Linked DNA regions of Homo sapiens: region 1 is linked to region 2. A link is a loop called in an ENCODE intact Hi-C map of the cell type or tissue named here. Cell type or tissue: transverse colon. All regions are shown on one strand. Links, peaks and the distances in the headings refer to the core of each region. The heading gives the core; the rest is flanking DNA. Region 1 overlaps LOC101929727 (a long non-coding RNA gene). Region 2 overlaps RNLS (renalase, FAD dependent amine oxidase).

The links. Peaks named below come from ENCODE experiments on the same cell type or tissue, not always from the same donor. Only the 100,000 strongest peaks of a DNase experiment are listed, where the experiment ranks them.
Region 1: a loop joins it to region 2, with 2.8 times the contacts of the local background. A loop is called at or near these places in 2 of 110 quality-filtered maps.

What each region holds. Positions count from the first base shown.
Region 1 is chr10:88,229,711-88,241,004 of GRCh38, forward strand. All of the region lies in intron 1 of LOC101929727 (a long non-coding RNA gene), which reads left to right. It also overlaps a transcript of RNLS not described here. Among named protein-coding and RNA genes, the nearest start is that of RNLS, 350 kb to the right of the region's middle. In transverse colon, for the core only: no CTCF peak of the experiment used is centred there; DNase peaks (open chromatin) are centred at 2,861, 4,841 and 6,571; H3K27ac peaks cover 4,493 bases.
Region 2 is chr10:88,318,929-88,330,222 of GRCh38, forward strand. All of the region lies in intron 5 of RNLS (renalase, FAD dependent amine oxidase), which reads right to left. The region is part of intron 1 of LOC101929727 (a long non-coding RNA gene); the gene reads left to right. Among named protein-coding and RNA genes, the nearest start is that of RNLS, 260 kb to the right of the region's middle. In transverse colon, for the core only: no CTCF peak of the experiment used is centred there; no DNase peak of the experiment used is centred there.

The sequences.
Region 1 (11,294 bases), core at 1,738-9,737, 90 kb before region 2:
TCTGTCCACATGGATTTATCTATTCTGAACAGTTTGTTTAAACAGACTCATATAATATGTGGCCTTTTGTGTCTCGCTTCTTTCATTTAGCATACTCTTTTGAGCTTATCATTGTTGTACTGTGAATCAGTACCTTATTCTTTTTTATTGCTGAATAATATTCCATTGTGTGGATATGCCACATTCTGCTTATCCATTTCTTGGTGGATGGGCATTGGGGTGGTTTCCATTCCTTTGCTTCTTTTGCTAAGAATTTCTGCAGCTGCTTATGCCTAATACAATCCCTGGAAAGCATGGACAAATGGAGCCACCTGGATGATGTGGACAAATGGAGCCACCTGCATGACTTGGAGAAATGGAGTTGTCTGGGACAAATCAAGACTCATTCCTCAGGTTGAAGATGAGTCAATCTTCTCTGAAGCAGTGGCCACTTAGAAGAGGCTGAATATTTGAACAAAACTGGATTTCTGTTAGAAATGAGGAAGGGAGGGCTGGTAGGGAATGTGGGATAGACAAAAACAAGCAAACAAACAAACAAAAACAAAAAACAAAGTAACAGACCTGCTGCAGGTAACAACCAATTTTTTTTGTAGTTCTGAAACTTTGTCTTTTTCTTTCTCCTGACCCGTGATATCCAACTGGTGGCCGAGCTTGTCTATTTGATCTCCATGGTTTCTTCTCTCTCGTTGCCCTCATCCACCTGAGTCGCCCCCTCTGCTTCATGCTGACATTACTTCTCAGCCATTCTTCCCTAACGGCCTCCTGCTGAGACCCGTCTTTCTGTCGTGCCTTCTTCCCCCTCCAATGCATCTCACACATCTTGGTGAGTGCAATCTTTCCACAGCGTACATCTACTGGTAATAATGTTACAGCCCCTGCTCAACTCTACTGCCTATAAAACTAAGTCCAAATTCATTACTCACACAAATAAGGTCAGTCTCAGCATCTCTTTATTTATCTGTCTTAGCCACAAATCTCTTCCTTTACTTATATAGCTCCAACCTATTATTTGAGACATCTTAGATAATAATAGCCAACATTTATTGAGATGTTGTGTGTCAGTGCTGTTCTAATACTCATGGGATTATCCCATTGGTTCCTCCCAAGAAGTCTATGGGATTGATACAATTATTAGTACCAATTAATAATTCATACAATTGTTAGTTAAATATGAGGAAATCAAGGCTAAATATGTTGTCTATGATGATATAGCCAGTAGGTAGTCAGGCCAGGATTTACTTCCAGGCAGTTTGATTCTTATGTGGAAACATCTCCTTCCTGAATCCTTTCCTGATTCCATATCCCTTTCCTTCATTACCTCCTCTAACCTCTCAACCCACCCTCAATTACTGCAATTTCTCCCTCCTTTTTAATCATATAGCATTTTCTTTATAGGGCTGAGCTTCATCCCCTTCAAATTCATATGTTAAAGTCCTGGCCCTCAGTACCTCAGAATGTGACTGTATTTGGAGACAAGGCTTTAAAGAGGCAATTAAGGTTAAATGAGGTCATTAGGTTAAGCCTCTAATTCAATATAACTGGTCTCCTTATAAAAAGAGGAGATTAGGATACAGATGTGCACGCACAGAGGAAAAACCCACGTGAGGACTCACTGAGAAGGTGGCCGTCTGCAAGCCCAGGAGAGAGGCCTCAGAAGAAACACCCTGCTGACATCTTCATCTTGGAATTCTAGCATCCAGAACAGTGAGCAAATACATTTCTGTTGTTTATGCCACCAGTGTGTGTGTGGTATTTGGTTATGGCAGTCCTTGGAAACGTATACACTTTCTGGACCTCAGTCACCTCATCTGTAAAATGGGTTGCTGGAGGATTTAGTGGAATAAATTTCTCAGCACAGTGCCAGGCACTTTCTTGTACAGCAACCAGCCAACAGCCATTTCTCCCTTCCTGTCATCCTAAGGTGACCTTTGGGGACAGAAGTGTCAGGGCTGGTAGGGGCGTAAGGCTGAAACCCCTGACCACTGGCAAATAAGCAAGTTAAGATGAGCCCAAAGAGTACCAGTAGCTACAAATAGAGACAGATTCCAAGATCAAGCACTAGGCAGACAGAAGTGAACTAGGAGACAGGGAGACATGTTGTATCTGTATCCACAAGTAACAGAAAGCCTGTCTCAAACAGAATTAAACAACAAAAAAAATTGGATGTATTTGGGCCTGCCAGTGAATAGTTCAGGGATGGGTACAGAAACTCAAAAGATGTCACAGGATTTCTGTGTGTGTGTGTGTGTGTGTGTGTGTGTCTGTCTCAGATGGCTGAGTTCCTTCTATTCCAGTTCTTCAAAAGATTCCATGTTTGTGGTTGTGAGATGTCTGTGGTGGTTCTAAGACTTCACTTGCTTGCAGTTTCAAAGTTTAGGAGGGGAAAGTTCATCCTTCTTTTAATCATCCAGGCAAGGCCTGGGACTAGATTTCCTTGCTTTTGTTTAGCTCCTCTTGAGTCGGGTGCCCAATGCTACACTCACCTCTTGGCAGGGGCAGGGGATCTGATGAGCTGGTGGCTTAGGCCTGTGTCACATGGGCCACGACTGCATCTGAACCACCCTCCAAAGAAGGTCTGAGGGAAGGGGACCAGAACAATGACCAGAAGAATGGTGATGAGATCCAGACACATGGCCACTACACCCACACCCACATAGAAAAAGAGGTGATTTTCAACAATAAAGCCAAGGAGTTCTCTTTTTCTCTCTCCATCTCTCTCTCCTTCTCCCTTTTCTACATCTTTTTCTTTTTTTAGAGACAGGATATCGCTATGCTTCCCAGGCTGAACTCCAACTCTTGGGCTCAAGGGATCCTCCCACTTTAGCCTCCCAAGTAGCTAGGACTACAGGCATGGCACCGTGCCCAGCTTCTTACTTCCACTTCTTAAAGTAGACTTCTGACTCCTAACACATTTTTGTTGTGACCTAGTTTAAGTTCATTTTGTCATCCGATCATTGGCTTTAAGGTGGCCAGTCTGCCAGCCTGCTGCAAGACTGAATGGGGCAGGGCCCCTAGTGACAGCAGTGGAGCCATCTTTCAACCAAGCCATCCTTTCCTGTCTACAAGTGCTTGACAGCCTTCTAGAGTCTCTTGCCTGCATTTCTAAGTCTCAGGCTCAAGTAGACTCAATTCCAGGTGGCACTTGTAATGTGTGACATACCAAAGACAATAGTAGTAATAATGGTTACTATTAAAGGAGTACCTACTATGGGTCAGGCACTGTGACAAGTATGTACATGTTCCAATCCTGTGTTACTCTCAACTCACCCGTGAGCATCCTCATTTTACTGATGCAGAAACGGAGGCCCAGAGAGGTTAAGCAACCTGCCTGATGTTTCGCAGGAGGAAGTGGAAGAACTGGAGTTCCAAATCAGGTCTGCCTGCGTCTAAACCCCTTACTCTTTATCACTCAGCCCCACCACACCGCCTCCACAGTTGGCAGGCCGGACTGGACTGCAGTCTGCAAGCAATTAGCGAAAGCAGCTCTCCAGCAAATCCAAGAAACAATCCAATCTGTAAAAGGGGAGGGGGAAGCCATCTTAAAAGAGAAAGCTTTTTTCCTCCCCAGCTGGTTAAGGGGGAGCAGTTTGCCACAGGCTGCTGAGGGCAAGGAAGGGGCAGAATGTTCACTGAATGTTCATTCTCCCAATTGTTTTTCTATGACATTGAGCTCACACTCCAGGGAAAATGCAGGGCCTGAGTTGAAATGTCGTCCAAAGCCATTCAGCTAGGGCTTTAAAAGGAGCTTTTGTTGGTGGAAATCTCTTTACTGACCTGACTTTCCCTGGGCTTGGGTTTGCCTGACAAAATAAAAGATGACCAGTTAAATTTGAATTTCAGATAAACAACGCGTAATCATCTGGGATAAGTACGTCCCATGCAATATATGGGATATACCTATCCTAGAAGATTATGCGTTATTTATCTGAAATTCAAATTCAAATGGGTGTCCTGTATTTTTACTTGCTAAATCTAGAAACTTTGTCAGTTTTGGACTTCAAGAGTAAGCCTGTTCCCTCTGTCTTGCTGCCCAACCAGAATCCAACAGGTTATTTTATTCCTGTGAAGGAAGCAGAATTTAAGGATGCATTCTGGAAGATGCATGCTTATGCATGCTCTATCTTTCCATCTTGCTTTTTAAAGAAAATGTTACAAAAATGATGTGGGCTTTGTAAATAATAACAAAGATAATAATAATCCTTTCAGGATCTGGGAAATGTCTTGAGGGTTTGGGGGAATCAACTTTCCACTGAAGTTCCTGGAAACCGGTCAGTACAATTTGTATTTAATAAAGAGCAGCCAACAGTGCTGCCACAGCATCTTGTGAGCGCATCCCACAGAGGAAGTGGGCGATGGCCCTGACCCCCCTGCAGCAGAGGCCCCTCCCTAAGGATTAGCCGTGAATTCCAAGCTCTGCAGGACCAAGTGACAATGGGAGATTGGGAGCAGGGAGGGAGAAGGAAGGGACCAGACGGAAAAGAGGAAGAGAGAGAGAGGAGGCTTTAGTGCAAATTCAACATCATTTCCCTCATCGCAATGCTCCCTGCTTCCCTCTCATTTATAAGTCTGGAGCACATTCTTGGCATTGAGACTCTCATGCTTGGACCCTTCTCTTCTCTTGGTTCCTGGCACGGTGAATTTGGCCATTTGCTGCAGTGATGGGCCATTCCAGGGAGTGCCCCATCTAACCAGCAGCAGGCCAGCTGTCCAAGGAGCCTTTTCAAAAGGGAAGACACCCTGGGAGGGCAAGTATTTGCCAAGTAACTAAGTGTCCCCTTGTTTCCAGGTGCTTAGTGTATGTTTGTGGGTGCGCACAGCAGTGAATACAAGGACCTATTGTGTCCTGTACTCTAAAGCTGGCTGAGGGCCTGGTAGCCAGGGTGGGTCACGATTCACTGCAACTCAACACATTTTTATTGAGCTCCTAGGTTCAACACCCTGTGCTCAGCCTGTAGGAAATGTAAAGATAAGGTCCGTCCTGAGTTTCAAGAGTCTTAAATTCTAATAGGGGATAAGGCAAAGAGACAGTAACAAAGCAGGCAGAACAAAGTCGGTATTGTCAGAGGGGTAAAAGTCAAAGCTTTTAAGATGCTCAAGACAGCAAGAAAATATATCTGCTTTTAGAAGAGACCAGGAAGGACTTCATGGAGGAGGTGGTGTTCAAGATGAGTCTTGCAGATAAGTGAGATTTCATTAGGGTGGGTATGGAGGGGTGGATATATTTGGCAATTGGTGTTTTATTGTGTTTCATGTAGAAATCCCTAACATGGGCCGGGCGCGGTGGCTCAAGCCTGTAATCCCAGCACTTTGGGAGGCCGAGGCGGGTGGATCACAAGGTCAGGAGATCGAGACCATCCTGGCTAACACGGTGAAACCCCGTCTCTACTAAAAATACAAAAAAATTAGCCGGGCGTCGGGGTGGTGGCGGGTGCCTGTAGTCCCAGCTACTAGGGAGGCTGAGGCAAGAGAATGGCGTGAACGCGGGAGGTGGAGCTTGCAGTGAGCCGAGATTGCGCCACTGCACTCCAGCCTGGGTGATAGAGCGAGACTCTATCTCAAAAAAAAAAAAAAAAAAAAAAAAGAAAGAAATCCCTAACATGGATCCAAAATGAATTCTGCTAGTGATAAATATGGTCATATGCTAGTATCCAAAGCAAACAAGCACGACTGATTTTATTACAAAGTTTTTCCTTGAGGAGTATCTAGGTGATATCAACGACTCACATGGACAGCTGAAACAAAACACCAAGCTCATGTGCCAGACATTGTGTTGTGTGATTTACATGTAATATATTACTCAATATGAATGAATGGCATTTTTCTGGATAATATTATCATATCAACTTCAAGATTAAGAATGTGGTCAAGTCAATTTATACAACCCCACTTCATCCACCCCTCCACCTAGATTCAAAAATTCTTCCATTGGTATTACAAAGTCTACTTTTTGTTCCCCTTCAGATTGTTTTCATTGATATGCCATTTTTGTCATTGTATGTATTCAGTAAAAATGACTAATATGGACAAATATATAGACAATTACTTTTTTCTCTTTATTTTTCATATATATATATAGACAGAGAGAGATAGAGAGGTTTTTTGTTGTTATTGCTGTTGTTTTGTTTTTTTGTTTTTTTTTGAGACAGGGTCTTGTTCTGTTGCCTAGGCTGGAGTGCAGTGGTGCTATCGCTGCTTACTCTAGCCTCAAGCTCCTAGGCTGAAGTGATCCTCCCACCTCAGCCTCCCTTAATTAACATTTACTTAAATAAGAAATTATGTGAAAATTTTGCTTGACTCTGATCAATATCCATTTATTTCTTTGTGATCTTTAAGTGTAGTATTTATGGAATGATTGCTACTGAACCCCTGCACTATGTTAAATACTGCTTAAGATATGGCAAGGTTTCTAAAATATTCTGAAGAAACCATGGTATAACATTGAAAATAGTTGGATTTTGCTTAATTGTGTCAAAGTTCTGGAGAAGAAAAAGCCCTGGCTTCTTTAAGAAAGAGGTGGAGGCTTTGGCAGCCTGTAAAAACTGTTGGCACACTTCTTGTCATAGAAACCACTTTCCAAGTCAAGGAAGTCTTGATAAAGGAGGAGGAGGTAGAGTTCTGAGCTGGCTCTATGGGGCCTAAGAAACCATTTCCTGATTTAGAAAAAAGGTCACAGGGAAACACTATTTTATAAGCCTTGATGGTTTAGCTTTCTTTTTAGCTAATCCTCTAGGGATGAAAAGAGGTTCTTCAACCTACAAGAAAAGAAAGGCTACCCTTGATAGTAGCCCTCCAGATATAATGAGGAGGGTGGTACCAAGGTAAATGGTTGCTCAACACAAGTGCTAGTCAGAGAGGTGGCAGTGCAAGTCAGGGCTCTACCAAGATCTCAGACAATTCATTTAGTCTATTCACACTTCAGTTTCTTCATACATTAAATGTGCATCATGCCGTTATTTCATAGAGCTGTTATAATCATTCATTTATTGAACAAATAGGTATTGAACGCTTACCATGTGCCAGGCCTGTGCAGATAAAGCAGACAGCCCCTGCTTTGATGGAATGATGAAATGAGATGATGCCTGCAGAGTCTACTGCAAGGAGTCAATAAATGCTGTGATGGAAGCTATTCTCCCAGTAGTGATAAGTACAAGCATCGAGAAAGGGCTATCTTCCAGGCTTTTTTTGTTGTTCATTGGAAGCACTGCTAAGTACAGGGCTACTTCGAAGTTCTAAAATTCAGGTAGACTACTGGAGTGTGTTTTTCTTACACTCCAGTGTAAGAAAACCCTGCTAAGATCAAGTTGGATAAAGTTGCCATTTATGATAAAGTCAGATCAAGTTGGATAAAGTTGCCATTTATGATAACAAAGTCTTATGAAGGAAACGTCTTCAAATTATATTTCTAGGGTTGGTTTTTTTTTCTTTTAAATTTCCTATACTGGCATATTTGTTACGTGAACATGTCAGTAGTTAACAAGTGGTCAAATTTTATATGTAGACACTTTGAGTCCCTCCCTCCCTCCCTCCCTCCCTTCCTTCCTTCCCTCCCTTTCTTCTTCTTTTTCTTTCATCCTTTTCCTTCCTCCCTCCCTCCCTTCCCTCTTCCCCTTCCTTCCTTCAATACAAAAGCATCATAAGTTAGATCTTGTCTGAAAAGCCTGATTCATTCATCTACAAAGGAATTGCCATAATCAAGGTGCCTCTGTCTACTACAGAAATGGATGTCATGAGCCTATTAGACATTAACAAATGTCTCTGGCAAGCAACAGAAAATGCTATAGCAGTGTTGTAATATTTGCGGTGATAATATTTATATACTTCCAATCTTATTTTATTTTATAAAATATATTATTCCCTCTTAAATACTGATGTCCAAAGCTAACTTGAGACCACAGAAAAGACTTTCTAAGACATTTCTTCTAAGCATGGGCTTATAAGAAAGTAGCAGAGAATGATGCTTTTTGTGTACTGCAAGCTTGGCTGCTATATGGCACAAATAAGGCTGTATTTCTATTACCTATCAATGAACAAATCTATCAACCAATGAACAATTATTTAGTATCTGCTTTGTGCAAGAACCATGTTGGATCCCAAGGGAGTTACCAAAAAAAGTAATTAAATAATAAAACAGAATTCTGCCCTCTGAGGACCATGTAGTTGAAGCGGTAACAAAAGGTTAATTAACAATTAAAAGTCAAGTGACAGTTGTTCCCCCCAAAATCATAAAGGGGAGAGTTTTGGGAAGGTTTTGTAAGGAAAGTACTCTTTCAAAGACAGGCAGGGTTTATTTTAGGTAACTCATTTTCTAAAACATGTCTAAAGGCAAACTAGGGAAAAATGTCTTCCTAGGAACTTGAGCTGCCATGTGGTACAAACCAGACTGTATTTCTCATATTTATCAGCCAACAGATTCAACAGTCAACAAGCATTCCTTGAATATCTGCTTTGTACAAGAACCAATGCTGGATTTTTAAAATTTGTTTTTTTAATTTTGGAACTTAATGAATTTTAGAACATATGTGTTGAATATTTGAGGACAGATTTGCAACCTCTGTAATGTTCTAGGAGAAGTTGAGCCCAATTTCCTTGAGCCAGCAGCCTCCCCAGCTTCCCAGAGCCTCGGAGGCTATGCTTTTGGCATTCCCCATAGCATAGATGAAACAAACACACCATTTGAAAGCCCAAAGTGTAAGAATGATTACATTCTGCTGAGCCCTTCTCTGATCACAGGAATTTTGCATCTGAGTAAACAGGGAGTTGAGGCTGGAGGCTGATGGATGTGAGGGGCTACTTCCTTAAACTTTAAAGCAAGCACGGTTCCTTTTATCAGACAGTGGAATTACTTTGGTTTAGAAGGAACTCATGCACAATAACCTGGTAACTCTCAAAGTGAAAATAGGGACTTGCTCCTTGTTCATTTCCAGGCTCATGGGAGCTGAACCATGAATTAAGAGTTTGGCTCATTAGGAAGGACAGACGATTGGGCACGCTGTGGAGCCAACATGTTTTATGAGGCTGGGAGTAGGTTACACAAAGTGGCACAGACTAAGAAAGGAAGATATTTGGAAATATTTTTTCTGCTTAAAGCTCTGAGATTGCAGAGGGTTTTCTTAGCTCTGTGGAATTTCTTTAACTGCCTTGGGATTTCTAGGTTTCTAAGAAGCTTGAGGTGGCTGTTAACCTAATACACAGTTGAAGGAAGCCAAGACAGCCTCCCTATGCCAGCCATGTGGTAGGATGTCTTCTTAAAAGACTCTTTGAAATCAAACATGTAAGGAAATCCTTCTTTTCTGAACTAGAGCCTCTGAAACTGGGTCAATAGCTCTCATCCTTGTCTCCTGCTTGCTTTGCTGAAGCACAGTGTAAGCAAATAAATATCAACGAATTGCTTAATGATTTTCATAAGGCTCCATCCTTTCAAGGCAAGGGGCTCTCCTGAAATGTTTGATCTGCTCTGTATGAATCTGTTTTCCAAATGGCCAGCACATGTCGAGGCCTGCTGTCCTCTGGGTTACAGGAAGATGCCTTTGATGGGTTAACCGCAGAGTAACTGAACTCTTTTCAAGTCCCTTTCCAAAGTTCCTTTGTCCTGCTGTGGATCTTGCCACTTGGATTGGATCAGCAGGAGACTGCTCCTGGCAGCAGGTTCTAGAACATTCTCCCTCTGATTTGAGCTTGGTCACTGGTTAATGCCATCTGAAATATGGCATTCCAAAGGTTGAAAGGCAAGCACCAGGCAGTGATGAAATAGTTACCCAAACTCTAGATGAGCCACTCAGACTTTTCCAGCATTCTGCACCCAATTTGTGCCTGAATGAATTTCCTTAAAGCCAGATGAAGTTATCATCATTTTCAACTGTCTTGTTATTAGCAAAACATCTCAGCAGCTGCCCGATGCTGCTTTCAGTTGGATATTACCACTTTGGTAGTGGCCTTCCACATTCTGTAGTGTCCTTTCTTTCCCAGGCTGGGTGGAAATGTTTAACCAATAACTTTCTCAATATCTTGCACATACATAATAAAATGGTAATTTGGTTTGGTTTATTTCTACAGATTTTGATACACATTCAAGTTACAGCATAATGGCTGGGACTTACATGGTTATCATCAAGTTGAGGGCAAACTGGAGAAAGTTTTCCCTTCTCCAACAAGAGGAAGAAGAAAAGGGCAATTCTGGTAGCTGCTAGCTGGTGGGTCCAGTGCCTTGGGCACAGAGGAATTATTGAGGACCAAAATATTATATTTTGTTATTTTCTACAAAATTTAACCTTTTGTGAAGAAATCTTAATGATAACCCAAAAATGTAATAACTATTTATAAAAACATAATGAAAGATATAATAGAGCAAGATGTAAGGAAATGGAGACATCTTTCCTTCTTCGCTCTGTTTTCAAAGTTAAAATACTTTTATCAATAACATTGCCATTATTAGGCAATACTTAACTCTACATTTTCTATATACTTACAAGGTAACCATGTTTTTTCTTACCTTCTGTGATTCTGGCTATCCAAAACCCTCATCTCCTTATCTATCCGTATACTGAGTAAACTGCTGGCAGCTTTGGGCTAGTGCAACAAATCTATATCAAGTAGTGACTCTGCCTGGCGCAGTACTAGCTTGGGCTTTAAAAGCCCATAATACTTTTTTTATTTTTCCTCTTGATATTAATTGAAATCAGGTGATGGCAAAAAGTCCTTTTTTTAAAAAAAAAAAAATTTAGGCTACTGGCACTAAATTCTCTTAAATAGTCATTTCCTTCTCATACAAGAAATACTTGCTAATTTCAGACCAATCTTCAAACTGTATTTTCTATTTTGGTTAATTGAATTACCATCCACCCAGCCACCTCGTCTAGAAAGCTGAGAGTCATAATAGACTCTTTTCTCTTCATTACAACCTTCCTCCCACATCCAATCAATCACCAGCTTCTATCAATCTTCCCTCTTAATTATTACTGAAATCCGCCCTCTCCTCTGTCTCTGGCATCAGAGCTTTTCTCCAGCCTTTGACATCTTGAATCTCCTATCTAGATTTGCCACCATGACCTCCTCCTAATCATTCCCTTAGCCTCTACTCTCTTTCCTCTTCTAATTTATTCTTCTCCATTTTCATACAAAGCTTATCTTTATCCAAATTAAAATTTAATAACTAATATATCATGGAGCTATGATTTAAACCAGTTGGCAAAGATTTTTTTTTTCAAAAAATCATGACTAGGTGTAAAATTTTACTGAATGTTTTTCATTATTTATCATCATATGTCTATAATAAATTATATAATTGATTTTCTTAT
Region 2 (11,294 bases), core at 2,284-10,283:
ATCATCAATCTACCTGTGGGTGGGCCAGCTCTTACTCTTAAGTGCCACCTACTGGACTAGAGCTTGAACTCCACCACCAAATAAAACACCTGCTGCCAGAAGGGCTGAGTGCTAGTGTATGTGATGAGACTTCCATACCCTCAGCCAAGCAGTAGATAGAGTGTTAGCTCATATGTCAAATATATTGCTACAACAAGCAGCATCCGAGAAAGCCACCACACAAAAGCTACCCACAATGAAGGACCCATACAGCACCTTGGTCCTCTGAAAGCACCTGGAAAGGAGGCCAAATGATCATACACAACATACAACATACCCTCAAGATAAAAAAGAATTACAAAATGTAAAAGTCCTATCAAAAGGACAGAAAATTAAAAAATAAACGTGACAGATCCCTCATATGAGAAGGAATCAGTGCAAGAACTCTAGTAGCAAAAAAAAACCTAGAGTGGATTGACACCTCCAAAGTATTTCATTTGCTCTGTAGCAATAGGTCCTAACAAAAATGAAAAGTCTGAAATGGCAGACAAATAATTCAAAATATGGATTTTAAGGAAACTCAATGAGATCCAAGAGAAAGTTGAAATCCAATACAAAGAAACCAGAAAAACAATTCAGGCTATAAAAGATGAGACAGCTATGTCAAAAAAAGAAAAAAAACCCAAACAATTAGAACTTCTGGAATGAAAAAATTCATGGAAAGAATTTCAAAATACAGTTGGAAGCTTTAACAATAACCTAGACAAGCAGAAGAAAGAATTTCAGAGCTTGAAATGTGGTCTTTCAAATTAATCCAGTCAGACAAAAATAAAAAAGAATTTAGAAAAATGAAGAAAGCCTTTGAAAAATATGGGATTATGTAAAGTGAACAAACATACAACTGGTTGGTATTCCTGAGAGAGAAGAAGAAAAAGAAAGCAACCTGGAAAACATATTGGAGACAGTAATTCAGGAAAATCTTACTAACCTTGCTAGAATCATCAACATCCAGATATAAGAAATTTAGAAAACTCTCGCAAGATACTACAGAAGATGATAGTCACCAAGGCCTATAATTATCAGACTATCCAAGGTCAACATGAAAAAAAAATTCTCAAAGGGAGGCACCTGAAAAAAAGGGATAAATTACCCATAAAGGAAATACCATTAGACTAACAGTGGACTTCTCTGTAGAAGCCTTACAAGCAAGAAGAGATTGGGGGTATATTTTTAACTCTCTAAAGGAAAAAAAAAAAAAGTCAGCCAAGAATTTTATACCCTGCCAAACTACACCTCATAAATGAAGGACAAATAAAGTTTTCCCAGATGAGCAAATGCTAAGGGAACTCTTCTTTACCAGACCAGTCCTACAAGAAAAGCTCAAAGAAGTTCTAAACATGAAAACAAAAGAACAATGCTTGCTACCATAAAAGTACACATAAGGCCAAAGTACACGGATCCTATAAAGCAATTACACAATTGAGAATACAAAGTAACTAGCTAACAACACTATGGCAGGAACAAAACCTCACATATCAATATTAACCTTGAACATAACAGCATAAAAGCCCCACCTGAGAAACACAGATTGGCAAACTAGATTAAAAAAAACAAGACCCAACCATCTACTGTTTTCAAGAGACCAATGTCACACATTATGACAGCCACAGTCTCAAAACAACAGAATGGAGAAAGATCTATCACACAAATGGAAAACAAAAAAGAGTAAGGGTTGCTATTCCTGTGTGAGATAGAAGAGACTTTAAAACAAACACATTAAAAAAAAAAGACAAAGAAGGGTATTATATAATGATAAAGGGTTCAATTCAATCAGAAAATTCTACTATTTTAAATGTATGTTTACTCAACATCGGAGCACCAAGATTTAGAAAACAAATACTACTAGACCTAAAGAGAAGAGATAGACAGCCTTACAATAATAGTAGGGGGTTTCAACACCATGCTGACGGCACTAGATAGAACACTGAGGCAGAAAACAACAAAGAAAATCTGGACTTAAATTGGACTCTTGACCAAATGGACCCAGTAAACACCACAGAACACTGCATCCAACAACCACAGAATGTATGTTTTTCTCATCTGTGCACAGAACAGTCTCTAAAATTGACTATATGATTGGCCATATAGCAAATCTTAATACATTTAAAAACATCAAAATCATATCAAGCATCTTCTCAGACCACAGTGGAATAAAATCAGGAATCATACCAAGAGGAACTATCAAAAACCACATAAGAACATGGAAACCAAACAAACAACTTGCTGCTGAATGACTTTTGGGTAAACAAAAGAATTAAAGCACAAATCAAAATATGTTTTGAAACAAGTGAAAATAGAAACAAAATATCCAAATCCCTGGGATACAGCAAAAGCAGGGCTAAGAGGAAAGTTTATTCTGCTAAATGTTTACATCAAAAAGATAGAAAGATCTCAGATTAACAACCCAATGTCACATCTAAAAGAACTAGAAAAATGAGAACAAACCAAACCCAAAGATAGAAGAACAAAAGAATTAACAAAGATCAGAGCAGAATGACATAAAATTGTGACCAACAAAATATACTAAAGATCAACGAAATGAAAAGTTGGTTCTCTGAAAGGATGAACAACATTGATAGACCAGTAGCTACATTAACCAAGAAAAAGAATATTCAAATAAGCATAATCAAAAAATGACAAGGGTGACATTACAACTGATACTGCATAAATACAAAAGATTCTCAGAAGCTATTATGAATATCTCTATGCACACCACCTAGAAAACCTAGAGGAGATGGATAAATTCCTGGAAACACACAACTTCACAAGATTGAATCAAGATGAAATTAAAATGCTGAACAGACCAATAATGAGCTAGAAAATTGAATTAGTAACAAAAAATCTACAAACCAAAAAAGAAAAACAAAAATTCAGGACTAGACAGACTCATGGCCAAATTCTACCAGACTTACAAAGAAGCTGGTACCAATCTCAATGAAACGATTCCAAAACACTGAGGCGGAGGCATTCTTCCCCAACTCATTCTATGAAACCAGTATCATCCAAAATCTGGCAAGGACACAATCAAGGAAGAAAACTATAGGCCAATATCCCTGATGTACACAGACACAAACATTCTTAATGAAATGCTAGCAAATTGAATCTAGCTGCACATCAAAAAGATATTTCATCGTGATCAAGTGGGTTTTATTTCTGGTATGCCAGGATGGTTCAGCATACACAAATCAAGGTGATTCACCACATAAACAAAAACCATATTATTATCTCAATAAATGCAAAAAATGCATTCAATAAAATCCAACATCCTTTCACAATAAAAACCCTCCAACGAACTAGGCATCAAAGGAACTTAACTAAAAATAATAAGAGCCATACATGGCAAACCCACAGCCAACATCATACTGAATGGTGAAAAATTGAAAGCATTTCCCCGATATGGTTTGGGCTCTGTGTCCCCAACCAAATCTAATCTCAAATTGTAATCCCCATGTGTCGGGGGTTGGGGGTGATTAGGTCATGGGGGCAGTTTTCCCCATGCTGTTCTCATGACAGTGAGTTCTCACAAGATCTGATGGTATTTAAAGTGTTTGACGGTTCCTCCTTCACAGGTGCTCTCTCATGTGCTGCCATGTAAGAAGTGCCTGCTTCCCCTTCTGCCATGATTATAAGTTTCCTGGGGCCTTCCCAGCCATGCAGAACTGTTAGTCAATTAAACTTCTTTACTTTATAAATTATCTCTGGCAGTTCTTTATAGCAGTGTAAAAATGGACTAATACACTCCCTAGGAATGGGAGCAAGACAAGGATGTCTACTCTCATTTCTCCTATTCAACATATTACTGGAAGTCCTAGTCAGAGCAATTAGGTGTGAAGAAGATATAAAAGTAATACAAATAGGAAAAGAAGAAGTAGAATTATCTCTGCTAGCTGATGACATGATCCTATACCTAGAAAGCCTAATGACTGCTCCAAAGGACTCCTAGACCTGATAAATGACTTCAGTACAGTTTCAGGATACAAAAATAATGCACAAAAAAATCAGTTGCATTCCTATACACCAGCAACACTCAAGCTGAGAACCAAATCAAACACTCAATCCCACTTACATTTGCCACAAAAAATACTATATCTAAAAATGCATTTAACTAATAAGGTAAAAGATCTATACAAGGAGAACAACAGAATACTGATGAAAGAACACATAGATGACACAAACAAATTGGAAAACATCCCATGCTCATACAGAGGAAGAATCAAGATTGTTAAAATGATTATACTGCCCAAAGCAATCTACAGATTCAGTGAAGTTCCTACCAAATTACCTACATCATTTTTCACAGAATTAGAAAAAAACAATTCTAATTAGCCAAAGCAATCCTAAGCAAAGAGAACAAGGCTGGAGGCATCACATTACCCAAACTCAAAGTATACTACAAGGCTACAGTATCCAAAACAGCATGGTATTGGTACAAAAACAGACAAAGATCAATGGAACAGAATACGGAACACAGAAATAAATCCATATACCTACAACTAACTGATATTGACAAAGTCAATAAAAACAAACAATGAAGAAAGTACACCCTATTCAGTAAATTATGTGGGGGAAAACTGGCTAGGGATACGCAGTAGAATGAAACTGGAACACCACCTTTCACCACAGACAAAAATTAAGTCAAGATAGATTAAATACTTAAATGTAAGACCTGCAACTATAAAAATACTAGAAGAAAACCTAGGAAAAACTACTTTGGACGTTGGCATATTCAAAGAATATATGACTAAGACCTCAAGAGCAAATGTAACAAAAACAAAAACAGACAAATGGGATTTAATTAAACTAATTAACAGAGTAAATAGACAATTTACAGAATGGGAGACAATATCCACAAACTGTGCATCTGACAAAGGTCTAATATCCAGAATCTATAAGGAGCTTATACAAATCAACAAGAAAAACAAAACAAAACAACCCCATTAAAAAGTGGGGCAAGGTCATGAACAGATACTTCTCAAAAGAAGACATACAAGCAACCAACAAACATATGGATAAATGTTCAACATCACTAATCATCAGAGAAATGCAAATCAAAATCGCAATGAGTTACCATCTCACACCAGTCAGCATGGCTATTATTAAAAAGTCAAAAAACAATAGATGCTGGCAAGGCTGCAGAGAAAAGGAACGCTTATACACTGTTGGTGGGAACGTAAATTAGTTTAACCCCTACGGAAAACGGTATGGAGATTTCACAAGGAACTAAAAATAGAACTACCATTCTACTCAGCAATCCCACTACTGGGTATCTACCCAAAGGAAAAAAAAATCATTTTATCAAGAAGACACCTGCACACGTACGTTCACTGCAGCACTATTCATAATAGCAAAGTCAGGGAATCAAGCTAAGTGTCCATCAATTGTGAACTGGATAAAGAAAATGTGGTATACATACACCACAGAATACTATGCAGCCATAAAAAACGAAATTGTGTCCTTTGCAAAAAAAAAAAAAAAACTAAAACAGAAGATCAAATACCCCATATTTTCACTTATAAGTAAGAGCTAATCAATGGGTACACATGATATAAAGATGGAAAGAATGGGATATGCATTCTAGACACTGGGCACTCCAGAAAGGGTAAGGATGGGAGTGGGGAGAGAGTTGAAAAATTCCCTATTGGGTACTATGTTCAATATTTGGGTAATGGGTTTACTAGAAGCCCAAACGCCAGCATTACACAATATACGCATGTAACAAATCTGCACAGGTGCCACCTGAATTTATTTTTTAAAAGCCAACAATGACCACTATCCATCTCCTAAACTTTTTCATCTTCCTAAACTGAAACTCCATATCCCTTAAACAATAAGTAACTATTCTCCCTTCCCCAGCCCTGGCAACTACCATTCTATTTCTGTCTGTATTAATTTGACTACTCTAGGCACCTCGTATAAATGGAGTCATACAGTATTTGTCCTTTTGTAACTGGTTTATTTCACTTAGCATGATGTCCTCAAAGTTCATATATTTTGTAGTAGGTCAGGGTTTCCTTCCTTCTTAAGGCCAAATGATATTCCACCATATGTATATGTCACAATTTGCTTATCCATTCACCCTTCAATGGACGCTTGAGTTGCTTCTACCTTTTAGCTATTGTAAATGATGCTGCTATGAACATTGCTGTACAAATTCAGTTCAAGTCCCTGCTTTCACTTCTTTTGGGTAGATACTCAGAAGTGGAATTGCTGGATCATATGGGAAATCTATCTTTAATTTTTTGATAACCACATCATTTTCCATAGGCTGTACCATTTGCATTCCCACCAGAAATGCACAAGGGTTCCAATTTCTCCACATCCTCACCAATACTTATTTGCTGTTTGTTCTGTTTTTGTTTTTAATAATAGCCATCCTAATGAGTGTGAAATAGCCACAGCAGTTTTTAGTCTACAATTTTGAGTGAAGGTCAGGACACCGAATGTTGATAAAAACAGCAGCAACCCCAGCAGTAGCAGCAGCATTATAATCATCAGCTGCTAATAGAGCACTAAGATTTAGAAGGCTCAAGCATTAAATACTTACAATCAAAAGCTACAGAAGTTGCCGACTCTCCAAACAGAAATTAACATTTGTTTTGAAGTAAGCACTGTAGCTGCCTCAGATTCATGGTCATGACAGTTGTAACCATTAATAGGTTAAATGTACTTATTTAAAGAAAAAGATTGTCATAATGGGTCACATCCAACTACATGCTGCTTATCATAACACGCATTTTTAAAAATAAATTCTATCTCAATTGTGTTGGTCTCTCTATGATTGACATGGTTTGGCTGTGTCCTCACCCAAATCTCATCTTGAATTGTAATCCCTATAATCCTCATGTGTCTAGGGAGAGAACTGGTGTGAGGTGATTGGATCATAGGGTTGGTTTCCCTTCATGCTGTTCTTGTAATAGTGAGTGACTTCTCATGAGATCTGATGGTTTTGTAAGAGGTTCTCCCCACTTCGCTCCTCACTCTTTTCTCTGTCCTGCCGCCATGTGAGAAGGCCCAAGCTTGCTTCCTCTTTGCCTTCCGCCATGATTGTAAATTCCTTGAGGCCTCCCCAGCCATGCAAAACTGTAAGTCAATTAAACCTCTTTTCTTTATAAGTTACCCAGTCTTGGGTATGTCTTCATAGCTGTGTGAAAACAGACTAATACAGTAAATTGGTACCTCAGAGAGTGGGGTATTGATACAAAAATACCTGAAAATGTGGAAGAGAATTTGCAGTTGGGTAACAGGCAGAGGTTGGAACAGTTTAGAGGGCTCAGAAGAAGACAGGAAGATGTGGGGAAGTTTGGAACTTCCTAGAGACTTGTTGAATGGTTTTGACCAAAATTCTGATAGTGATACAGACAATAAAGTCCAGGATGAGGTGATCTCAGATGGAGATGAGGAACTTATTGGGAACTAGAGCGAAGGTCACTCTTGCCATGCTTTAGCAAAGAGACTAGTGGCATTTTGTCCCTGCCCTAGAGATGTGTGGAACTTTGAACTTGAGAGAGATGACTTAAGGCATCTGGTGGAAGAAATTTGTAAGCAGCAAAGTGTTCAAGATGTGGTCTGTGTGCTCTTAAAAGCATTCAGTTTTATGCATTCACAAATAGATGATTTGAAATTGGAACTTATGTTTAAAAGGGATACAGAGCATAAAAGTGGAAAATTTGCAGCCTGATGATGCGATAGAAAACAACCCATTTTCTGGGGAGAAACTCAAGCTAGCTGGAGCTGTGAGAAGAGGGCCACCATCTTCTAGATCCCAGAATGGTAGATCCAATGGCAGCTTGCACCATGCAGCTGGAAAAGCTGCAGACACTCAATGCCAGCCTGTGAAAGCAGCTGGGAGGAGGGCTGTATCTTGCAAAACCACAAGGGTAGAGCTGCCCAAGACTGTGTGAGTCCACCTCTTGCATCAGTGTGACCTGGATGTGAGACATGGAGTCAAAGGAGATCATTTCAGAGCTTTAAGATTGAATAGCTGCCCTGCTGGGTTTTAGACTTGCATGGGGACTGTAACCCCTTTATTTTGGCCAATTTCTCCCATTTGGAATGGGAGCATTTATCCAATGCCTATACCCCCATTGTATCTAGGAAGTAACTAACCTGCTTTTAATTTTACAGGCTCGTAGGTGGAAGGGACTTGCCTTTTCTCAGATGAAACTTTGGACTTGGACATTTGGGTTTATGCTGGAATGAGTTAGTTAGGACTTTGGCAGACTGTTGGAAAGGCATGATTGTGTTTTGAAATGTGAGGACATGAGATTTGGGAGGGGCCAGGGATGGAATGATATAATTTGGCTGTGTCTCCACCCAAATCTCATCTTGAATTGTAATCCCTATAATACCCATGTGTCTAGGAGAGACTGATGTGAGGTGATTGGATCATGGGGGTGGTTTCCCCTACACTGTTTTTGTGAAAGTGAGTGAGTTCTCATGAGATCTGATGGTTTTATAAGGGGCTCTTCCCCCTTCACTCCTCACTCTTCTCTCTCCTGCTGCCACATGAGAAAGGTCTAAGGTTGCTTCCCCTTTGCCTTCTGCCATGATTATAAGTTTCCTGAGGCCTCCCCAGCCATGCAGAACTGTGAGTCAATTAAACCTCTGTTCTTTATAAATTATCTAGTCTCAGGGAAGTTCATTATAGCAGAGTGAAAATAGACTAAGGCAATGCTACTTTAAGATTTGTTGATTGGCCTCATATATAGTCAGTTCTTATAAGTGTTTTATGTGTACTTGAATAGAATTTTCTAGGTATTGAATTGACATTTTGTATGTATGTATGTATGTACGTATGTATGTATTTTTGTATTTTAGTAGAGACGGAGTTTCACCATGTTGCCCAGGCTGGTCTCAAACTCCTGAGCTCAGGCAATCTGCCCGCCTCGGCCTCCCAAAGTGCTAGGATTATAGGCGTGAGCCACTGCGCCCAGCCAATTTATTTATTTATTTTTAATTTGAGATAGAGTCTTGCTCTGTCACCCAGGCTAGAGTGCAGTGGCACAATCTTGGCTCACTGCAACCTCTGCCTCCCAGGTTCAAGTGATTCTTGTGCCTCGCATCCTGAGTGGCTGAGACTACAGGCGTGCACCACCATACCCAGCTAATTTTTGTATTTTTAGTAGAGACAGGGTTTCGCCATGTTGGCCAGGCTGGTCTCAAATTCCTGGCCTCATGTGATCTGCCCAGTTCAGCCTCCCAAAGTGCTGGGATTATAGGCAGAAGCCACCGTGCCTGGCCTGAATTAACATTTTACAAAAGTTAATTAGAACAATCTCATTGATTGTATAGTTCTCATGAATTGCATTATGATTTTTTTTGTCCACTTCAGTTATTGAAAGAAGTATCTCTCCTGATGATGGTAAATTTGCCAATTTCTGCTTTCAGTCTTGACAATTTTTGCTTTATATCTAAGTTAGGTTAATAGTTTCCTGATGTTTGAATATTTTAACAATACATTGTGAACCTCTTTACAACTAGATGTGCTTTTTAAGGGGTATTTTTTCTTTGTATTTGTCCCACTTATTCAGCATGCATGTTTGCACGTTTCTTTTTTAAATTCAAAAAAGTCTTCTTTTTGATTAAACCATGTTTACATTTTATTCCATTTTCCCCTTCTACTATCTTGGAAATTATATAGTTATATTTTTAGCGAATACTGATATATTTAAGCATACATATTAAATTAAAATTGAAAGTGAACAAATACCTTTATCCTTCTCCTAAATAATACTAGAGCCTTAGATTACTAACTCTAAGTTTATATGCTTTTATTGTTCAGGATTATTTTATTTCTTTGGTTCTATCTTATACAGTTAATGTTTGTTTTTATTCATGAAAAGCGTCTTTCTTGGATCTCAGATTCTCCCTCTAGGCTCATTTTCCTCTTCCAAAAGTATTCTGTGAAGTTCTTAAAATGAACTTCTAATGGAGATAGAACTCTCTCAGATTTTGCTTTCCTTAAAATGTCTTTATTTTATCTGCATTTGTGAAATATAATTTTTCTTGGTATATAATAATAAATTGAAAATATTTTTCTCAAGACTTTAAAGATATGATACCAATGTAGTTTAGCTTCTTTTGAGACTGTTAGGAAGTCAAGTGTTTTTTGTTTTTCTTTTTTTTTTTTTGCTCTCTCACCCAGGTTTGAAGTACAGTGGTGCAATCATAGCTCACTACAGCCTTGAACTCTCAGACTCAAGCAATCCTCCTGCCTCAGCTTCCCAGGTAGCTAAGACCACCACACCCAGCTAGTTTTTTATTTTTTATAGAGACAGGGTCTTGCTATGTTGCCCAGGTGGTCTTGAACTCCTGGCCTCAAACGATCCTCCTGCCTTAGCTTCCCAAAGTGCTGGGATGTAAGTGTGAGCCACCATGTCCAGCCTGAGAGGTCTTTCTTAATTTGGCTGTAGGTCCTTTGCAGTTAATTTTTCTTTTATATCTAGCTGCTTTTATGGTTTTTTCTTTGTCTTTGATGTTGTGCAGTTTTATTCAGTTATTTTAAGATTTGAGGTTTTTTTTGGTTTACCTTTGTTGACTTCATTGGGATTTCTGAATCTGAAGACTTAATTTTGTAATTAATTTTGGAAATTGTTCAGCTATTAGTTCTCCCAATATTTCCTTATTCCCATTCTCTCTAACCTCTTTTCATGAAATTCTAATTAGGGATATACTAGATATTCTCATTCTATCTTCACATATTTTGATCTATTTTCAGTATTTTCTATCTCTATCTCTCCATGCTAAATTCTGTGTAATTTTTTGTGATTTATCTTTTAGTTCACCATTCTCCTTACATCTGTGGTTTTTTTGATGTTCAATTTGTCCTTTGAGTTTCAAATTTAAATTATTTTATTTTTCATTTGTAAACGTTCTATTTGGCTCTTTTTCAAATCTGCATGATCAATTTTGATAGTCTCTTTCTCCCTAGTCATACTGTCAGTACTCTTATTTCTTCCAACATATTCAACATAGTTATTCTATATTGTGTGTCTGGTTATTCCAAAATTTTCAGGCTTTATAAGGTTGGCTCTGGCTTTTTTTGTTGTTGTTCTTGTTGGACGACTATTGCTCATAATTGCATGGTTTTCTGTCTGTTTTGAGATATATATATATATATATATAAATATAAATATATATACACACACTATATATATACACACACACACAATTTTATATTATCTCTCTCTATATATATTTCTTTATATATGTTTATTTATAATACATATATATTTCTATTGTGAGCTCATGCTCCT